Regions from separate parts of the Homo sapiens genome. Here region 2 is linked to region 1. The links are chromatin loops, found by intact Hi-C in ENCODE. Cell type or tissue: heart left ventricle. All regions are shown on one strand.

The links. A loop is a pair of places that touch in the nucleus more often than their neighbours do. Peaks named below come from ENCODE experiments on the same cell type or tissue, not always from the same donor. Only the 100,000 strongest peaks of a DNase experiment are listed, where the experiment ranks them.
Region 2: a loop joins it to region 1, with 2.1 times the contacts of the local background. A loop is called at or near these places in 7 of 110 quality-filtered maps.

Annotation. Positions count from the first base shown.
Region 1 is chr18:10,011,364-10,019,363 of GRCh38, forward strand. It overlaps LOC124904246 (a long non-coding RNA gene), which reads left to right and starts at 5,929. Exons shown (of 2, transcript XR_007066285.1): 1 at 5,929-6,171. In heart left ventricle, a CTCF peak has its summit at 4,955 (motif pointing right); a DNase peak (open chromatin) is centred at 2,757; H3K27ac peaks cover 6,007 bases.
Region 2 is chr18:10,439,175-10,447,174 of GRCh38, forward strand. No RefSeq gene overlaps it. Among named protein-coding and RNA genes, the nearest start is that of APCDD1, 11 kb to the right of the region's middle. In heart left ventricle, a CTCF peak has its summit at 3,460; no DNase peak of the experiment used is centred here.

The DNA.
Region 1 (8,000 bases):
GGGAGTTTATTCTCAAAATGAATCTGAGATTCTCTTATCAGGTTAAGGAGGTCGATAGGTCGAAACCGACCATGTGTATCATCACCTCCACTTTGCAGATAAGGAAATCAAGATGCCAAGAAGTTCAGTGATTTATCCAGAAAGCCACAAATGTGAAGCTAAGGCTTTAATTCAAGCCATCTGACTGAAGTCCAGTGAGCTCCCAGCCTGCGTTCTGAATTTATTGTGGAAACAATGCAAGATCAGCAAAGACCACTTTGAAGATACCCATCAAGCCACCGGTGTAACATTTGCCCATTTCTTCCCAGACTTGCCCTCAGTTCATTTTCTTTGTCATCCAGTTTCAGTCCCAGTGTCCCTGTGCCCTGCCCACTCATCCGCATTCTCCTCGGACTGGTATCTTCGGCAGGCTTTGGTTTTATGGTGCAAATGGCAAACCACCAACAGCAGAAGGAAGTTTTGTTTGGAGTCAGGGGATGCCTTGTAAGTTACAGAAATTTACAAGGGCAAAGGCAGCCATGTGCTCAAGATTTAAACTTCCTCTAGATGCTTCTTGACAGAAACCATTGGGACAAGTCTTCAACTTCTGAAATTATATTTTGAAGGCAGTGCCACACTTTTGCTGAGGGTGAGTGGGTGGATTACTACATGAAGGGACAGTAGGAGATGCCTCTGTTAATGGATTATTCTTTCATGGGGTTATCCACACAAAAACAACACAACTCAATGTCAAGTGCCTTTTAGGCCTCCCTTTAATTTTAAGGATCTGAAGAAGGAGGTAGCAGATGGAGACACTGAGCCACAGAGCCACACACCTACAGCCATATGATAAATCAGCCATGAGTCCAGAGAACCAAGTCTACTTTTCCTGATTCCAGAGGCTCTGGATGAAGTCAAAGCAATTGTGTTCCAGGTGCTTGTTGCTGTTTTCAAGATGAGTGCACAGCCAACATTGGTGCCTCGATGGGCCTATCTCCTTCCTGGAATGGTAAGCCACAGTACCCGTCCCAAAAGGATGAGCTCTGAGAGGAGCTGAGCGTACAGGGACTCTGAGACAGAGCCCCAGCATTGTGGAAAATGTGATGGCTAGAATCTGAGGACACCTGGGACTGTTATGTTTAAACTGCCAACAGCTCTTCTGTTTTTCTAGGTGGAAGTTTGGGTTATTCTTTCCAATTACTTCTTTGGGGGAAAAGACTTCAAAGGGCCTTTGGTTGCATCCTACAGTACATCGGGGAGCAGCCACAGTCACATGGAGGTGAAGAACCCTTTCCTTATGTTCTGTTCAGTTCTTGCCTATGGCCAAGCTAAGCCCTGTTGGATCTGGGCCAGAGCCAGGTGATATTTACTGCCCTACACACACTTTTGGCTCCCATGCACCTCGGTCAAGGGTCCCTGCCCTCTTGACCAGGGCGGTGATGGGGCTCATGGAGTGGTGCAGTGCCCTGGTCAGCTGGTATCTCAATGGCCTGGACTCTGGAGGGAAGGTCCTGGGTGCCTCCTTTCTTTCTTGCCCATTGTTGGGGAACAGACCTTGCGGGATGGGCTCTCTTGGCTCCTAGCTTGGGATTTTGGATGAAAGGCTTGGACCTCTGCTCCACGAGTGGTGAATTGTAATTCTGATTTAAATATGATCAGATATTTTAGAGCCGTATGAAGGGAAGAAAGAAGTGCATTTATGATCCAGTTCTTAAAATAAGAAACTTGAACTTACTAGTCTGATAGCATGGACTGACATAATTGCATTCTGCAGATCATCATGCAGAGCTGGTTTAGATAAGGTATCTTTTCTCCCCCTTGCTGATTTTTGGAGAGGGAGAGGCCCTGGACACTGGTAGAGGCACCATTATAAAAGCACTCAGAGGCGGGTCGCAGTGTCACATGCCTGTAATCCGAGCATTTTGGGAGGCTGAGGTGAGAGGATTGCTTGAGCCCAGGAGTTCGAAGCTACAGTGAGCTATGATTGTGCCACTTCACTCCAGCCTGGGAGACAGAGCAAATGAGACCCTGTCTCAAAAAATTTTTTTTTAAATAATAAAAGCATTCTGAAAGAGTGGTGGTGGGTAAATCACACAATTCGTCTTTCTAATTGGGAAACTCATTGGGTGAAAGGGGCAGCTGGAAACAACCAGTCCAGGATATATCGGATGATAGCTGGACTGTAACTGCCATGCAAGCTGAGATACTGGAGGGCTGGGGACCCTATGGACACTGTTTGCAGCTGTATCTGGCATTCATTTTTAATATATTTCTTTTCTCCTCTTTTTTGTCATTCCCCCTGTTATCCACAAGTCCTCAATATATTTTTGTAGAAGTTACAGCCCGATCTTAGTGCTGGGAAAATCGAGGGAGGGGCTTGTGTCCATGGTAGCAGGAAAGGATACAGGAACAGGGACAGAGCCTGGGGAAACCGCTGTGATAGCAGGCAGTGGGGTGCACGTCCTCCTTGTGATGAGGCAGCCAGCCGAGGAGACCAATGACAGCAGCCTGGACCCACGGGCTCTGCAGATCTTCTATGGGCGTCCCAGAGCCCTTTTGGAGGGAACTTGGTGAAGGATGGGGTTCCCTGCATGTAAGTGTGGAGTGGGGGCTGGACTGTCGTTATCTGGGCATTGAGGGCCATATGGATAGCACAGAACCAAAGGGACAAATGGCCACTAGACTACCCTATGACTTGGCTCTGATGACTCCCAGACACCGTGCCATTCTCCTTGCTCCGCCTTATCTTCTGAGAGTCCTGGCATGGCTCCCTGACCCTCCACCTCGTCCGTGTTACTCTACAATGACAGGCCACAATGAGGACACAGAGTCAGCAGAGGGCCAGGCAGCTGTTCACCTCTCCCATCACACCCAGGTAAAACTCCAGCTCATGTTGGCCCACCTCCTGGAAAAGTCTCTCTGTCAACAGCATTTCAGGATCTCGTATTCAGAAGACAACAGCTTTAGCGAGGAGGGCACTGTGACTGCAGGTGGGCATCTGTGCTTCCGCCCGTGTGGGACCCCTGGGACACTTACGCTGGGGGAGGATGTGGTTAGTGGCCACACAAATGCCTAAATCCAAAGACATTGGAAAGTGAATTAATTCACTAAAAAATAGGTTGTTTCTTTAGTGAATAAAATAACTTAGATACTCCTGGATACTTCATTGAGTCATATTTTGGATGTTTATTTTTATTTATTGATGTTCCTATACCACAGGGATGGACACGGTGGCTCACACCTGTAATTCCAGCACTTTGGGAGGCCAAGGCAGGTAGATTGCTTAAGTCCAGGAGTTCAACACCTGTCTGGGCAACATGGTGAAACTTTGTCTCTACAAAAAATAAAAAAATTAGCTGGGTGTGGCAGCTTGCGCCTGTAGTTCCAGCTACTTGGGAGGATGAGGTGGGAGGATCACCTGAACCCGGGGAAGTCAAGGCTGCAGTAAGCCATGATCGTGCCACTGCATTCCAGCCTGGGCGGCAGAGCAAGACCGTGTATCAAAAAAATAAAAAATAAAACTGAATTCACTCAAAAATAGGTTGCTTCTTCTTTAGTAGATAAAATAACTTAGAGACTTCATTGAATCATATTTTAGATCTTTATTTTTATTTATTGATGTTCTTATGCCACAAATTATTGTGAGTCCATTTACCAAAATCTCACAACACAAAAGGAAAAAACAGTTGGAGTTAGAGTGACCATAAAATAAGAGATAAAATAAAGGACACCAAGACCAAGAATGGGGAACTGCTCATCTTCCAAATGGAAAAGCGCCCAGACAGCAAGCCCTTGGTGGCAACGCAGTGCATTGAAGGGTTTGTTCTTGGCTCTCTGGTGAGGCTTCCTAAACATCTCCATCAGGGATGAGGGTCTCAACGTTTGCCTCCAAAAGTTTTTCAGAACTAGACAAGTCCTCCTGCCTCCATAGTGACTGCCCCAAGTTGCCTCCGTTCCTCCTGCCTGGGCAGTTAAAGTCGATATTCCCTGACTCAGTCTTTTATCTCTCGTAACCTAAGTACTCCCGGGTTGAGTTCAGCTATTCTGGTCATGATCTGACTCTTATTTTGTCCTCTTTCCTGAGCTCTAGGCTCCAATTTCAAACTTCTTGCAGCTAGTTCCGCCTCTGGGCCCTGCAGACATCTACTTATCAAATGGAACTGAACTGTGTTTCTGCATGTCTATTTTTTCATGTTGGTGAATGACATTTTCTGTCTGGAATGCCTCACGCCCTTGCTTTTCTGCCTAGGAAATCACTATCGATCTTTTAAGCCCTTCTTAAATGTCACCATGTCTCTGCTGCCCTCTGAGTCATCAGGATGAAGTATCCACACTCTCCTCTGTTCCCGTGGCACGGGGGCTCTCCTGCCATCATCGGCCTTTAGGGGCTGCCATCATTTGTCTGCCTTCCTTTATTTTTTTTGAGACAGAGTCTCACTCTGTCACCCAGGCTGGAGTGCAATGGCCCAATCTCGGCTCACTGCAACCTCTGCCTCCCGGGTTCAAGTGATTCTCCTGCCTCAGCCTTCCGAGTAGCTGGAATTACAGGTGTGCACCACCATGACCAGCTAATTTTTTTTTATTATTAGTAGAGACGGGGTTTCATCATGTTGGCCAGGCTGGTCTGAAACTCTTGACCTCAGGTGATCTGCCCGCTTCGGCCTCCCAAAGTGCTGGGATTACAAGCGTGAGCTACTGTGCCTGGCCTGTCTGCCTGTCTTATTCTAGAGCAAGGGCAGGCTTGCTTTGATGGAATACACACACAGACTGGGAGCTGGCACTGTGCTTACTAGCTTACTAGCACTCCAGACATGCTTGTGGATGAATGCATGAGCAGTCAAGGCAAACTCTTTCCTGACTGGCAGGAAAACAGTCACTGTGAAGTACAGTGTGCCCCACCTGGGGAGGCAGAGCAGAGATGGCTTCTCATCCTAGTGGGCAGGAGCATCTGCAGGAAGCAGGAACAGAGCATCCTGCAGAGGCCACTGTAAGAACAGGCAGAGCAGAGTATGTTGTTTGTGTCTGACCTCAGGGAAGAACTACAGAGAATGAATGCTGTGCTCCAAAACTTGGCGGTCGAAATTATTTGCCTCAACTATGATAAAAAGTTTGCCTGCAGCTGGTCAGTGCCCTGCTGTCTTCACCTCTGAAACATCCCAGGAGCACTTGAAACTGGTTGTGTTCTGGGAGATTACTCAAGGCAATTTCTCCCTAAGCCTGGGAAAACACGAGGGCTCAATTAAGCAAAACACTGATAGATAAGTTAAGAATGTAAAGGAAAAACTAAGAGCTTTATGTCAATGATTAAGTATTTCTGTTTCTTTAAAGCTTGCCCCGTATTATGCAAATACATTACAGTTAAGTGTTGGCTACATAACATTGGAAGAGGATGTGGTTAATGGCAAAACAAATCCCCAAAGAAAAAAAAAGTTGAAAAGCTGATTCATCTTAAAAATATTTCAGATGACTTAAAATATTTAAGGTTCATTTTGGACTTTTTGACAAGTAAAGACCCAAATATGAGCAAATTAAACCATTAAGGCTCTTTCAGTATGGAATGACAAAAAGTGAAAAAGGGTAAGACCACCAGGTTGTTAAAATCATGAGAAGCTTAGATTGGGCAAAGGTTCAGTCTGGAGGCCACAGTAAAGGAATATACCCGAAGACAAGAAGGTAGTTAGTGTCAGGGCCTATAAAAATGTTTAAAAGTGTTGAGTAAAATAATGTTTTATAGAGTACATTACTATAAATACATATAAGAAGGCCAAGTAGGGGATTCCAAGTTATGTCTGGGTGGCATTACTGAATTTTGTAAGAAGTGACAGAATACCGTACTGGGTGAACCATCCCTTCCATAGCTTGCCTGGCATTTCTCAAGTGTGAATGCAGTTCACTCAAGTTCCTGGGGTGTCCCAGAAAGATGCGTATGTTTTGAAATTTATTAGGAGATTGAAAAACTCCTGATGAGTGGTCATTGTAAATCAGAAGTGCTTTCAGCATGGATGGGTGAGGAGCATGGGATTAAGTAGGGACCTCTGTCCTAGTATTATTTTCTCTGTTGAATTCATCCTACCAGTTGCTGAGCTCTTTATTTGCACACATCAGCCTTTTAGGAAGGATCTCCAGGAATCCTGTGGGGAGAGGCTGGTGCTGGGGGAAGACAGAGGAATGCCTGGAGAGGACAGAAGTGAGGTAGGTCAAGGTAGAGGGGGTTGCAGGAAGAAGATGGGGTGTCCAGGGTGAAGGAGAGCTAGCAACGAGAGCAGAAGCCACGGCCCACTGACGGTCGCTCCGGGCCAGGCTTCTGTTCTGTGGGTACACGGTTTATTTCAGGGGCTGATTCTCTTTAGACTCAGTTTTTTTTCTCTCCTTCTTCTGATTGGAAGAAGTTTAATTCCGTGTTCATTTCCAATTCTTGCATTCAAGCTTATAATTTATCATTAAAAAACAACGACAACAATAAAAAAGGCAAGGCATACAGAAGGGACTCCAGGCAGACATTGCAGCAGGGCAGGGCAGTGAAGGGACGCCACGTTTGGCGAGGCCTTCTGTGTGCCCAGCTGCACATGGCCACCTGGCCAGTGTGCATCGTGTGCAGTAAATGTGTCAAGTGCACTGCTGCACGAACCATCAGATGCTGAAAAATCTTGTCAAGTAGAACTTTCTCTATCCCCATTGTATAGATGAATGAACAGAGCTAGGAGGAGTTGAGTAACTTGCTCATGGTCACAAAACTGAGAAGGGCAGAGCTGGCCGGCACCTGTGTTAACTACTGCACTCAGGCTAGAAAAGGCATTCTAATCAATTAGGACCTGGGGACTAATCTGAAATCTCTAATTCATAGTGAAATCCCTGGTGAAATTTAGAAGGAGATTGGACATAGGCCTGAAGGAACATTGGCTCAACCGCCTTCAGGAAGGTCAGTCTATGTAAGCCAGTTAAAGAATATGTTATGAACCACACACCAGTCCAACAAAGGCCATGGTGTGATTGTGAAGGGATGCTGGCTCCAGCCTCAGCAGCTCAGTTTGGACTTGGCTTTGTGGCTGGGTGTGCTCTGTGATCAGGGAAGTCTGCAGCCAGGGAATCCTCTGGGCCTTTCTAGACATCTCAGCAACCTTTTAGATAAATGGGGCATTGGCTTTGTTTGATGCTAAACATTTACTTTGATTGCTTTCATTGATAGCATAGGGCTTCTCCTATTTTATCTTGGCTGTTCTAAGAATGTCTGGAATGGGGCCGGGCGCGGTGGCTTACGCCTGTAATCCCAGCACTTTGGGAGGCCGAGGTAGGTGGATCATGAGGTCAGGAGATTGAGACCATCCTGGCTAACATAGTGAAACCCTGTCTCTACTAAAAATACAAAAAATTAGCCGGGCGCAGTGGCGGGCACCTGTAGTCCCAGCTACTCGGGAGGGTGAGGCAGGAGAATGGCGTGAACCCGGGAGGCAGAGCTTGCAGTGAGCCGAGATCGCACCACTGCACTCCAGCCTGGGCGACAGAGTGAGACTCCGTCTCGAAAAAAAAAAAAAAAGAATGTCTGGAATGTTCAGTAGAATTCAATTATTTGAATAATGTTTATGTGTGTCCTCTGTGTGCCAAGCGCTGGGTTAGAGTCAAATGTGAGCAGTGCGTACTCCAGCACTGTCCCGTAGAACCACCTATGATGACAGAAAAGCTCTGTATCTGCACTGTCCAATACAGTAGTTACTAGCCGCATGCAGCTAGGATGACCAAGGGGCTGCACTTTAGTAAACTTTAATGAATATAAATGCAAATCGCCACATGTGTCTGGGGCTACCCTATTGGACAGCACAGGGCTGGATTAATCTTGGGTTGTATTTTGAAAAATTGCAAACTCAAAAAATATTACATATACTGGAAATATAATGTACAATTGTTAAAATTTTAGTAAAATTATATATTATACACTGATATATTGTTGTAATAAAGGTAAATAGAATTTCTATGTATTGATTTATTCAGACATTTAGGTGGTGTCTTCTATGTGACAGGCACTG
Region 2 (8,000 bases), 430 kb after region 1:
GGCAGATGACATGCCACCTGTCATGGACTGGAAGGGAACAGGGAGAAAAGGTGCCTCCTTCTGTGTGGGGGTCCCCATGGGCACACGGCATTTGATGTGTGATTCAAGACTTCCTGACATACAGACCAACTGAGGATCATGGGCCAGCCTATGAATTAAAAATTAGGGAATCTTCAGTATTTCTTATTTTTAACATAAGAATAACAATAAGGCAAAGTACTACTATTTCCTTCCTGTCCCAACTAAGGCAGGAGGCACACACACACCACTTTGGAAACCTCCTCCCTGGCTTTCCCAGTCATGCCCTGTGTTTCTATCCTCCAGTCTCCAACCTACTTTCTGCCTGGGAAGAGGCAAAGCTATAGCTGCATTGAATGATGTAACATCAACACGTGCCAGTAATACCCTAAAAAGCTCTAGCTAAGTCTATGTTCTCCCTAGAAAACCTCTACCTACTAGGGGTTAGGGAAAGCTTTGATGATGTTCCATGAACTTTGCTGGCAGGGCTTACCTAGGAGTAAAAGCTCTCTGAGCACAGGGAGGGGCATGGGGAGTTTCTTCAACCTCTCTCAGTACACAGGGTTGGGACTCCAATAGCCCAGGCCTGAGCCTGTGACAATGAATATGACACGCTGAGCTCACCTCCCGGCAACCCAGGCATCCCCGACTTCTCAGGACCACAGTCCCAGGTGTCGGAGATTTGAGTCAGCTCTCCTGTCTGACCTCTCATCTCAACGTCCAGCGTCGTCCTCCATCTTCACGTCTCAACACGTTACTTTCTATTCCCAATTTGTTTTCCCTGGCTTCATCTCCTAGATACCTTCTATAAGGAGGCCTGCCAGTTTCCTCCTTCTGAGCTTTAGAGAAGATGGAGGGAATTTCAAGTGGGTTGAGTCAAAGGAAAACACGTGGGCCTGCAGAGCCCAGGATCAGCCAGTCCTCAAACCTGGCTTCCTCTTGACACAGTCGCAGGGGCCGGAATCCACTCAGGAGCTCCAGTGCAGAATCAGGCAGCCCCATGGGGCAGCCATGCAGAAAGCCTGAGTAACTTCAAGGGGCCCCAAGGCAGAAAGCCCCCAGGAACACAAAGGGAGTCCTCCTATGCCTAATGCAGTTAGTAAGAAAGGAACTCTCATTTCTGTGTCTTGTGAGGTGGTCACACAGACCCAGCCCCTGCCTAAGCCCCATTGCCTCTCGGTTCGTGTCCCCATACCTGGACTCTATGCCTTCTCTGTCTTTTCCTCCTATCCTTGACCTCTTTCCTGGTTCAGGACACAGCTTTTCTCATGATCAAAGAAAACTTGGATTCTGTTGGAGACAGGAAGCCCAAACCCAGAGCATGAGGCTCCCGTAAGGGATTTTTCTTCAAGCGTGCTAAGAAGTACAAGAAGAGGCCATGGGGAGAGGAATCTTAAGGACCCTCCGACAACACAGGCATGATTCTAACCATCATCTCAGGAGGTAATCAAAGCTCAAAGACCAAACCATCTGAGGGCACTGAATGCCGACTATGTCCCAGGGACTGTCGTAAACGTCATGTAATTTATTCTTACAGTTCCCTTAGATAGTTATGATGATGATGCTCATTTTTCAGATACAGCGACTGGCATCCAGAGATCTGCTGTAATGACCCCACAAAGCTAGTAATTTCACAAAGCTAGTAAGTGATAGCCCGGGTTGCACCAGGTCTCCTGACTCTGTCCAGTCCTCTTTCCGCCATCCACAGTCTGTCTCAACTGTCAGGTATGTAGAAGGTCTTTAAACATGCGAGCTCACTTCCCACTTCTGAGGCTGTGAGGAAATGGTACTCCCTTCACTTTGGGCATAAAAGCAATGAACATAATCCAGGATATGAGAGAAAATTTTCTGCCTTGTCAAATACTCCAAACATCAGTCTATCATTGGCCTCTAGGGAATCAGTTCATTATTACAAGCTGAGTGTGCAGACAGTAAGTAGACAATTACAGGAAACCCTAGGGACATCTGTCAGGGTCTTGTAGTAGACATTTTTCATTTTTTCTGGCCTCCCAACTAGGGAACTCCATGGACGTGATTAGTGGAGGAGCCCACCTCCCACAGAAAAGCTAAAAATGCCTGCCCCCTCACAGGTAGGGGGTTCAGGTATGAGATCTAGGTATTGCCAAACAGCCCATCCACCCTAAGTTTGGATCATAAGCTTGTGGTGATAAGACGGGTTCTCTAGGAATCCTTTCTGCTATGGGTGGGGGCAGCAGGGGCAGCCAGCCACCATTTCAGAGGGGACAGGGCCATAGTTCTAGTGGCTATTTCCAGAGCCCAATGTCAGTGGTGTCTGTGAGGCAATCTGCACTGTCCGGTCTGATGGTGCAGTGACTATGTCTTTACAAGGCCAGCTCTATGCTTTGTGATTAAATTAACCAAACTTAGCTTCTGCTGCTCTACAACTGAAGGCCCTCCTAGCTTGTGCAATCTGATAAGTGGATCCAGGGCTGTCTGGAGTACTGCAGTCTGCTCTCATAATTGGCTGTGGACATGGTCCCAGGCAAAGGCCAGCACCGGGAGGAGCTCACCTGCTCAGCTTCTCTCTGGGCTGCTCACCCGTCACCACTATTGAACTTTCCATGGTCATCTCATCGAATCTTCACAGCAGCCATCAGAGATCAGCTCTGCTGCTGCCACCACTTTACAAAGGAGAAAGTGGGTGTTCAAGAGATCCAGTGATAGTGCTGGGTGTGGTGGCTCATGCTTGTAATTTCAGCACTTTGGGAGGCTGAGGTGGGCAGATCCCTTGAGGTTAGGAGTTCGAGACCTGACTGGCCAACATGGTGAAACCCCATCTCCACTAAAAATATGAAAACTAGCCAGGCGTGGTGGCACGCACCTGTAATCCCAGCTGCTCAGGAGGCTAAACCTCCTGCTCTTGAACCCAGGAGGTGGAGGTTGTAATCACCCGAGATCGCACCGCTGCACTCCAGCCTGGGAGACAGAGGGAAAGTCTGTCTCAAAAAAAAAAAAAAAAACAACAGAGAGAGAGAGAGAGATCCAGCGATGCATCAGAGTCACACCGATACAGTGAAAACCTCGTTGCAGCGCATCAGACACCAACGTCCGCACTTCTACATGCTACAGCACTCCAGCCTCACCAGCCATTCCTCCCAGACTCAGAGCTATTTATTACCACACAGATCAGCAACTCGTTGCTAACCCTGACAGGGGTCTCACCTTTGATCCAGCATGAACTGATTTTAAAATGGGGAACAGGTTTCAACCTAGACATTCAGACCTCTGCTGCCAATAGCACAAGTTTGAGACACACCTCAAACAGCCAATTCAAGTCATGTCAAATGCAGCTGTGACCTTCAATGCGACTGAAAAAATGTTTGCCTAAAAAACTGTTGAGTACTTAGCCTTAAGGAACAGAATAGAAAGTGCTCTTCCACCATTAGGCAGTCTGTGGCACTCTCTCCTGGGAGCCTGCTGCAATGTCCTGCCTTAGAGGACAAACACCCTATCACTGATAACACAGTCTAGTGGTTTTACGTTGCCAGACCATGAAACACTATCAGAATCCTCCCTGTGCCTCTGATCAGCTGCCTCTCTGCCTTGGCCCTGTGGGTCCTAACTACCGTGGTGCTACATCGTTAAAAATCTCTTTTGTCATCTGTGTTGAGGCTGGGGGAGGCCATCATGGAGTTGGGACAATAGAAAATCAGTGCTCTGAATGCTCATTCAATGCAGATACAAGGCCCAATAATGCCTCCTTGTGCATGGGTCTTTTTGAACAGACGGTTTGTTTTAGTGTTACAAAGCCATGTTGTCTAATCTAGTGACACGTCTCCACTTTATGTAAAAGGAGTGGGTTCTGGACTTTATGGTTTTAATATTGTCTTTTTTGTATGAATGTTCATGTTAAAATGCTCAAAGAAGATTGTAAACTGGCTGGCAGTATTAACTTTGTCCAATTCTGCTTTGTTTTTCTCTAACTTATTCAGTTTATTCATATTACCATGTGTATTTTGTAAATGTATGAAGTGGGCACCACACACACGTGCACACACACACAAAGCTTGATTGTTTAACAGCTGCCTAAAGATGGCTTCATTTGGGTAATAATATACAATGTCCTTTAATACCATTTTTTTGTGTGTGTAAATTCAGGCTGTATTTTAGTCATTATGCATATTTTATGAACTTTAAATTAAATTGCACCCCAAAAAGAAAATGAAAGCTAAACCATCCCATTTCTGCTTTTGTAACAGAAGTTTTGTAAAAACTTCATAAGAACTTGTATCTCCACTTGAAATGAAATTAACTTAATGGGTCGAAGACACCACATCTTCATAGTGCTAGAAAAAGTTGTTCTACTTCTAAAGAAGAAAATAAACAAAGGGGAAATTTCAAATAAACATGGACAGTACACCTCTCAGTAGGACTAAAAGAAACTTCTCTTTGCATTTCCCATGTCTTTTAAAGAGTCATGAGGCTTACTGCAGTCCAGAGAAATGTTTTTAGGTTTTTTGTTTGTTTTTGTCTTTTTGTTTCTATTTATTTTAACTTCAAAGAGTTTTGTATCTAAATGGAATAGAAAGTGCAAAAAATTGCATGGGAAGTCTGGTAAGAACATATCTTTGCTTTCATCTGCAAGATTGGCAAACCTCTAGCAATCCTCCGGTGTCTGTCAAGGTCTGTACCACTTATTTATTTAAGCCAGGTACACTAATTTTTATAATGAGCTATAAATAAGCTTGTTATGGCAGACATTTATGAGATTAAGGTCCCAAACATAAAGATAGACTACTTATCTTTTCCTTAGATAATAGTGAAATACCAGAGTAATTTGTTTGGGTCTTGGGCCAGCCATCACTCACTCCACCCAGCCCCAGGCCACTGTCGCCAATTTTGGAGCCTTTGACACATCTTGAGATCCATCTAGAGCCTGCAAAATCCATCCTGACACAGCCTGCTACTTGCAGGTATCCTCAGCCTTTTCCATCTCACAGTGTTCTTGGACAATACGGAGGATCATCACCATATTCAATGCCAGCTCTTGCCAGGTGTGGAATGCATCAACTGCTCATCTATTGGAAAGGACCTCAGGAGTGGGGCCACAGGCCAGCAGGGACGAGCACTAGAAATCACAGATCCCCAGCTTGCTAGTGATGGAGAAATCACCACTAGGAAATGGAAGAGAGTGATCAAGACAAAGTGTGAGATAAAAAGTTGGTAGTCTTTGGTTACTGCCCTGCATGTGAAGTCTTTCTCAGTAATACCTTATATCCCCTCTCTCCCAGGGGAGAGTGAGGAGAAGGGAGGGAAAGGAAGGGGAAAGAAAGGGAGAGTGAGGGAGGGAACTGTATGTGAGAAGCAGACAATCCTAAAAATCCAACTAACAGGTGTGGTGGCGATCTGTAGACAAGTCCCACTCTTCCTTTTTGCTTTCACGTGGGAAAGAGAAAGGTTTTGCAACCTGATTAATGGCTCAGATAATTGAGATCCTGGATCTACATTACATAAAGTGGAAAACAGAATAGAACTAGATAACATTTACAAGTTAGAACAGAACCAAAAGACAACACTCAGTGACGTTACCAAATTCCCCACCCCCGGCTAAAATCAATAAATAAAACGACCACAGCTATAATGTAAATGAAAGAGAAATCTGGCTGGCCCAGGGCTCAAGATAAACACAGCAAAGCCAAGTCTCCACCACTCCCTCCAAACTCACACCCCAAGAGGGGGAGGGCGGTCTCTGAAACACAGGTCAGTGGTTCACCGGTGGTAAAGGTGACAGCGACACATCGTGAGTGCCATGGAATTCCACCTTTCCAGGTCTCTTCTGGCTCAGGGCTTCACTTGCAGTTTAAATGCAAAAATCCAGATAAAGGCTAATGCTTTTGAACTTACAAATTATTTATATTTTAGCATGAATGCATTTATAAGATCAATTCTTATTCTGTTAAGAAAGAAAGACAGAGGACATAAGAATACTCTGGTATCTTTTGGGAGGATGAGGGCAGAAAAAAGAAGCCCAAAGAGATGAATGTTGAGCCCTGCAAAGCAGAGCACAGCGCAGGGGACCTGGGAGTGAGAGAAGCTGGGAAGTATTTCTCACTGAGAGTCTTTCGTCTAGTCTGGAAGCCTTCTGTTCCTTCCTAATGAAAGTAGTGGTGCACTTAAGAACATGGTGTCTGAAATACAGTGGATGCTAAGTAAATATTCATTGAATGTATGAGTGACTCAAAGTAGACATGGAAAGCACATGTCCACGTTCCAAGCAATAGTCATAATAGGTGGCATAGAATGTGGGAGGACTTAAACGGAGGCAATCGGAGCTGCAGCCCCTTGGGCCACCCCACTTGACCATGGATGAAGCACATTCAGGAATCAGGCAGTGCATTAAGTACTTTCCATCATCCGCTTCCCTAACCCACCATAGACTCTAAGCAGCAACTCACATCGCTCTTAGGACCACTGGCTTGCACAAGGAGTCACAAGTGGCAAGTGATAGAATCAGAATTTTCATCCTGTTCCGACAAACCCCAAAGCCTGTACTCTTAACCACAGGTGATGCTGCCTCCCTTCTTATGGAAAAAGTGAAAATATATTATGATTCCTTCAACTCTTATCACCAGTGTTTGGCAAGACCTTAGAGATAACTCAGTAGATTCTCTTGGGAAATTCTAGAAAACCACTGGTTTTCAAATGAAGAGTGTATCTGCCGGCAGTAGTTCCCACACACATGTGACTAGACTTGTCACTGTAGAGATCTTAATTTTCAAAAATATACATGTGTAAGAGGAAGAATAAGATTTGGTTCTCAGTAAAGCTTTGTGGAACAAAAAAAGGTCTGACATGCTTCTCTCCTTACTGCTTGGCTCTCTGTATACGGCATTCTTCAAGGATTGTGCTGCAACAATTCTTTTCCTTATTCTTCTTTATTCTCAGATCTACCTATTCTCTGGCTGGTTGGAGAGAGATAATTTTGTTTTCAAATTATTTTGGTAATAGATGATTTCAGTTTTTGCTTCTCTAGAAGTCTCTGGCCACAGCCGTGCTTAACCAGCCACCTATCTCTTGGAGCTAACCTGGCCAGCAGCAGATAGAATACAGCATATTTGTCAGCATCACTTATTATCCAAGGTGAGGATTTAGGTCTTGGAGCTGGACAACACATAGGTGGATGTGTCCTCTGGTGGTAGTTGTAGTAACTCCTGACTGGAAGCACTTTATAGTTCCTCCATTCCAGCATCTTCTACACCCCAGGGGTCAGACCTGCATGAATGAATGCTTGGGTTCCATGGCAGGGATTTCTTTCTGGCACAGTGGGAGGTGAATGTGTGGGAGGGGGTAGGGGAGGGTCTTTAAAGCAAAGTTTTGTGCAGGTGATTGGTCAAGATTTAAAACCCAAGCTATTGAATTCAGTACAATAGGCTGGGTCAGCCGTCTTCAGATGGCTTTATAACAAGACGACCCACCTTGAAGAGTGTTTGCTTTCATGAGGTCTGTCTGCCACAGTGGCTTCCATGGAATTGGTGACAATGTGCACCAAGTTAATTTCAGCTTGGGGTGGGAATGGCTTCGTCTCTTTTCCATAAAGCATGAACAACTGCTGCCCTTATCGTCCCCTCCCTGTATTCTTGGAGGGCCACTAGTCTTAGCATACTCTGCACATCCAGCTATGCAGTGGCAAAGAACGTTTTCTGTACTTTGTTCTGCATTAAAATACAGGAAAGGCAGTTTGAGGACCTATAAAGTATGGCAGATTGCACACGGGAATGTGGCCTCTGATGTCTCTGCTTGTCTGTCACTCTCCCAGACAATCCAGGCCTGCTCTGCAACAAGAATAGATTCTTCTGGAATGTTTTCCCCATGGCTCACCCTCATGGAAGCACAAAGGCCATCCCACAGAGGGGCACAAAGGAAACAGCTATGACGAGCAAGGCCAACACAACACAAAACAACACCCACAAGTACCACAGGTAAGACTGACATTGCTTAGTTTACTGTGTTAAAAGACTGTA